2 separate regions of the Homo sapiens genome follow, and region 1 is linked to region 2. Evidence: chromatin loops called from intact Hi-C (ENCODE). Cell type or tissue: HCT116. All regions are shown on one strand. Links, peaks and the distances in the headings refer to the core of each region. The heading gives the core; the rest is flanking DNA.

Evidence for each region. A loop is a pair of places that touch in the nucleus more often than their neighbours do. Peaks named below come from ENCODE experiments on the same cell type or tissue, not always from the same donor. Only the 100,000 strongest peaks of a DNase experiment are listed, where the experiment ranks them.
Region 1: it touches region 2 in a loop (2.0-fold over the local background); 10 of 110 quality-filtered maps call a loop at or near these places.

The regions. Positions count from the first base shown.
Region 1 is chr4:81,912,127-81,915,043 of GRCh38, forward strand. No RefSeq gene overlaps it. Among named protein-coding and RNA genes, the nearest start is that of RASGEF1B, 440 kb to the left of the region's middle. In HCT116, for the core only: a CTCF peak has its summit at 1,410; a DNase peak (open chromatin) is centred at 1,425.
Region 2 is chr4:82,267,478-82,270,394 of GRCh38, forward strand. All of the region lies in intron 1 of LOC105377308 (a long non-coding RNA gene), which reads right to left. Among named protein-coding and RNA genes, the nearest start is that of HNRNPD, 110 kb to the right of the region's middle. In HCT116, for the core only: a CTCF peak has its summit at 1,303 (motif pointing left); a DNase peak (open chromatin) is centred at 1,294; H3K27me3 peaks cover 1,034 bases.

The DNA.
Region 1 (2,917 bases), core at 128-2,627, 360 kb before region 2:
ACTTATATAAAAGAGGTTCCTCATCTTATCACAGTTACCTACTAACAGGACTCTAAGGTCTTGGCTGTCCTAGATCCTGTCTCCCAAGCTATCAACCATGTTAGAGCAAAAAGGCCCATTAAGCATCATGGCATCCAGCCTGGACCCTTTAACTCTCACATCCCTGTATGCATACTTCTTACCACCTACCACCAGGGACCCAAGGGCTTTCCAGTGTGCCTGGCCTCTCAGCCTTTCCCACTAATTCCCTGTGTCTAGTTTGACATTTGTCTCTTCCCCAGTAATGAATGACTGTCCTTCAGGAGAGGCAGCTGCCCTCCCCTCATACCTCCCTACACCCATTAATCTCCCTTGGACATAGGTCAACTCGGTAGTAGGCCTAATAGATATTTTACCCACAAGATAGCATTACATCTATGTAGCAAGACACACACACATAACACACCTGCCAAGATGAAAAAGAGTGAGGGAGAATGTGCAGCTGAGATGTTGCATCATACTCACTACTAAATTGTAAGAAACAGTCTTGAAAGCAGGGTCCATTTGTCAGTGTTTATATAACCCTTGATGGCCAGCACAGCATCCAGTACAATTAGGCACCCAATAAATAATTGTTGCATTAAATAATGAATGAATACATTTAATGATTTCTCCCACTGTTTAAAATCTGAAGTGAAAGACCAGTTCTGTGCTCTGACATAGCCCCTGATAAATTTTGAGTTTTAAGGAAATCCTCAACAAAGCCTCCATTGATCAAGCTCCAGGATTAACTTCTCTCTGCTGTTTACTTTCCAACACAGAAAACTTTAAATACTTTAAAATATGTAAAGTTGGAGGAATTAAATTAAATAAACAACTCACTGGCAATGGAACCACTCCAAGGCAAAGTCAATATAGATACTCTCAAAACTACACATAAAGTCACCAAGGCAAAATGAACCTCTCATACTTAAAGCAAGAAAAATATATTTAACAAGAATTAGTATTTACTGAGAACCTACTATGTACCAAGAAGTATGATTGGCACATATTTTATATTGTTTTGTTTAACCCTTACGACAGCCCTACACATTAAGAAGTATTGTCTCCATTTTAAAAAAGTCAGAAAAGTGTTTCTGTCCATAGTCACTTGTTTAAGGGGTTAAGGGCATAAACTTTTGGATCCAGACTGACTAGGTTTAAATTCTGCCGCTGCCTTTTCCTAGCTGTATGACCCTGGACAAACGTAGCTTAATATATTTGTGCCTTGGTTTCTTCATCTGAAAAATGGAGCTAATAATTGTGCCAGTTGCTAAATTATCATCGCTCATCTCCAAGCCCACGTTTCTGTTATCTGCTTTGTGATGCTTGGGGCTGGAACTCTGAGAACCACATTTCGGCTGAGTCAGCTGCTTCTTGTAATATCTGCCAGTAGGGGCGCTAGCGAGAGGGGCAGAGCCCGAGGACGAACAGGGGACTTGCTCCTTCCCGTGTGCTTCTTATGAACTTCGCCTCAGCAGTACCATCCTTTTCTTCTTCCTACAGAGCCACCGAGCCAGTTTGTAGATTTTCCAGAATCAGCCTCATTATGTGCCCCTCAGGGACACTGGCACCCGCCCCCTCCTTTTTCCAGAATCAGCCTCATTATGTGCCCCTCAGGGATACTGGCACCCGCCCCCTCCTCAGAGGTCTGAATTTCAGCTCTGTGGGGCCCTTCCTCTAAGTGTCCAGGAAGTGTTGGTAATCCCAGCTCTTTCCTTTGCTCCCTCAGCCCTGGAGACGGCAGCTGCTCCCTGGAATTGCTTGCTACCTACCTGATACCTTACAGCTCTCTTTCTACCCTTCTTTTTACCCTTTTCATTACCTCATTAAAACATTACAACCGGTTAACCAGTTAGATTCTCTTTTCCAATTATTGGTGTGGTATTCTCCTGACAAGCCCTGAGAAACAAGAACACCTACCTCATTAGGTCACTGAGACTATTAAATGAGTTCATCGTAAAATGCTCGTATTGTACCTGGAGCACAGGGCTTGCGATATCAATGTTAGCTCTTTTTATGTGGTAAGTATTGGAGCTGGGTGGGAATCTGGGTCTGTCCATCTTCTCAATCAACATAATGTTTCTCTAACAAAAATAGCTACTGTTGACACAGGCATGGGCTTAATGCTTCCACATACGTTGCCTCTTTTAATCCTCTTCAGCACCTCTTAGATGCTTTGAATTTTTGCAGTGTTTTTTCTCTGACAGTTGGCATCAAGAAAGGTATTCTGAGTTACTATGTGCATTATTCTGAAAAGCTAGGCAAGTACTCCCATCAGTGCAAACTTCTACAGTGGAAGAATAATATGTAAATATGAACCTCTCTAAAATTAAACATGAACTTCTCCGAACTTGCCCCATGTATCACCAGGAATTAACATAATTTAAGTGTGTATGTGTGTACTCATGTGTGTTTGTCTGAGAATTAATATTTTGAAATTTCAAATTTTCTACTCTTTGAATTTCTAAACTATCAATGAAATATAGAACCTCAAAATTATTAAAAGGCTACTTTGCACCAGGTACTGGGATATAAGTGTTTTCACATATATTATCTCATTTCATCCTTAACATATGCTACCCCAGTGGGTATGATCATCTTCTCTATACAAATATGTTCAAGATCACATAGCAAAGTGGCAGAACCAAGAATTGAAACCAATTCTTTCTGACTCACAGAGCTCATGTTTTAACCAATTCATCACAGGTCATAAGTGAGGGTTATTCTCCACAACACATGTTGAGAGAATAAAGTTTAGTAAAAATATGAACTGAGATAGGAACAATTCCTTCACTGTGAAGTGCTTAGAAAATAAAAGAGCTGAATATAGCACAGTATCTTCTGACCTTGCTTTCAGAATTGCTTGTAAGTCATGGGAAAATTCTCAGGTTCTGTC
Region 2 (2,917 bases), core at 285-2,784:
TATTCAAAAGGTCCTCAACTATGAGGAAGAGATAGTAAGAATGTTATTGAAATAACTGAGAGGAAGAGATTTCAAAAAGCCCCACTCAGGATTCTGATATGCCTCCCTTCACCATCCTACCCCTCCACACCTCCCTGGGAATGAAAAGCCACGGGAGACCTTAGAAGACAGTGCCCTTTTGAAAGTGTTACGACTGTATTTCATGGTTTAATGACCTAATTTCCTAAACATTAGGCAAATCTGTTTCAACACTTTCCAAAATGTAATTCATAGTATACTCATCTCGTAAGATACCATCTATTAAAAATTAAGCCAGACATGACGACATGCACCTATAGTCCAAACTACTCAAAAAACTAAGGTGGGAGAATTGCTTGAGCACTGGAGTTCAGGTGTGGGCAAGATAGTGAGACCTTGTCTCTAAAATAAAATAAAATAAAATAAATTCAGTCCACATAAGCTGGGAAAGCCCACATAGCATAGCCCCTTCTATCAGAATTTCACCAACTATATTAACATGCCTAATGAAGGACCTAAGGACTCCCACAGTAAAGAAAACTGTTTAATTTTTTCAATCCACACACACATTTGATGACAAATCTTATTCTTACAGAATACCTATTAACACTCTAGTATTGCACAGGAAAAGCTGAGAAACTCCAGTCTACATTGGCTTCTTTGTGACCGGGGACATGTCACATGTGGTTCTGTGCTTGCCTCAGATCTGCTTATGCAAGACAATATAACAGGAAGTGGTATTCCTTCCTCTCTCCAGAAACCCCACTCCCTACAGCACTCCCCTGGCCAGGCTTCATTTGCCTCTTTAAATCCTAGTGCAGAGATGAGCTAAGCCCAGTCCTCTCTCCCATCCTTCAGGTCCCCACTTGGCTTTATTCAGTACAGATGTGTGATCAAGGCTCCTGGGTTCCTCAGTGTTTTTCTGGGAATCTCACCAATACTTACCCGCTGCATCTGAGCTAAGTAACTGAGCTGGCCCAAAAAGAAACCAGCGTGGAGAACATGATGGCACTTGTGGGTCTTCTTGTGTAATTAACTAAAGGACAGGAATGGGCTGTGGAAAGCTGCAGTGCAGGGGACAAAAGATAAGAACAAGCCTGTCTGAGCCTGAATGAGTTACAAAAGAGAGCAAGGCAGACAAGAATGAAGATGAGAAATGACCTTCTTCCCAGCTCTCATTTCCTTCCTCTGTAAAATCCCTGAGTGTCCTCTTCAATTCTTCCCTAGCACAACTGTAGGCTGCTTTCTCCCTCAACGCTGTGCTCTGTGCTCCCTCTGCTGGCTCTCACATGCCAGCTACATTTAAAACAACCACAGGATAGTACAATGCCCACATTTGGGTGGCCTTCAGCAATGTTTCCCACTTGTACATGCTGTCTTAAATTTGGCTATACTTCTTAGCAAAAAATGAAAATTCAACCTCTTTTGTATTATAAAAAAAAAGTGGAGACAGGAAGGGAATGATTAAATAAATTATTGTACTTCATACTATGAAATGCAGCCACTTAATTTGTGTCCACAACTGTGTGAGGTACTGAGGATAAAAAGATTTGGTAATACATGGTCCCCGCTCTCAGGAAATTTACAAGCTAGTGAGGGGAGACTGACATATAACACACTTTTCAAAACGAAGAATTTTAGAAAATTCCTATAACATATGCCTTAAATGATGACTCAAACATGTCCTCTAAACGTATAAAGAGGTACCTCACACAGTCCAGGCTGGACTTTCTTAAATATTCATCTTGGGCTCGGTGCAGTGGCTCACGCCTATAATCCCAGCACTCGAGGCTGAGGCAGTTCGAGCTTGAGCTGAGGAGTTCGAGACCAGTCTGGGCAACATGGTGAAACCCCGTCTCTACAAAAAAAAAAAATACCCCAAAAATTGGCCAGGCATGGTGGCACATGCCTGTAGTCCCAGCTACTCAGGAGGCTGAGGCAGGAGAATCGCTTGAACCAGGGAGGCAGAGGTTGCAGTGAGCTGAGATCGCACCACTGCACTCCAGCCTGGGTGACAGACACCTCATCGAAAGAAAGAGAGACACAGAGAGAGAGAGAACTAATGGCTTTGTGTGAATGTTTTCACCATGATTTAGGCAAAGAACAGAAGCCCATCATGTTGAGTTTCACAATTGGTAGCTGGTGCAGAAGGTTCAGGTAGCAAATGACTGTTTTTGGATTTGGGATATATGGTATTTCTGAAGGTCAAAGGAAATATTTGATACAACCACTCTGTAATCACAGGTTTGTAGTGTTCCTGACCAGCCCATCTCACACGCACCCTTCCCCACACACACACCCAACACTTCAAATAACTCTTTTTATAGATTTTTTATTATTTATATTAATATACCTTCCATAAAGTTTTGTAAATATAGACCCAGGTGTGGGTCGGGTGCCGTGGCTCATGCTTGTAATCCCAGCCCTCTGGGAGGCTGAGGCAGGAGGACTGCTTGAGCCCAGGAGTTCAAGGCCAGCCTGGGCAACAGGATGAAATCCTATCTCTACAAAAAGAATACAAAAATTAGCCAGACATGATGGTGCACGCCTGTAATCCCAGCACTTTGGGAGGCCGAGGCGGGCGCATTACTTGAGGTCAGGAGTTTGAGACAAGCCTGACCAACATGGCGAAACCCCGTCTCTACTAAAAATACAAAGAATTATCCTGGTGGGATGGTGCATGCCTGTAATCCCAGCTACTTGGGAGACTGAGGTGAGAGGATCGCTTGAGCCCAAGAGGAGAAGTTGCAGTGAGCCGAGATCGTGCCACTGCACTCCAGCCTGGGCGATAGAGTGAGACTTGGTCTCAAAAAAAAAAAAAAAAGAAAAGGAAGAAATTAAAAAAAAAATGTAATGTGCATCTTAATGGATAGATTTGGTTACATGAAAATATGAAACC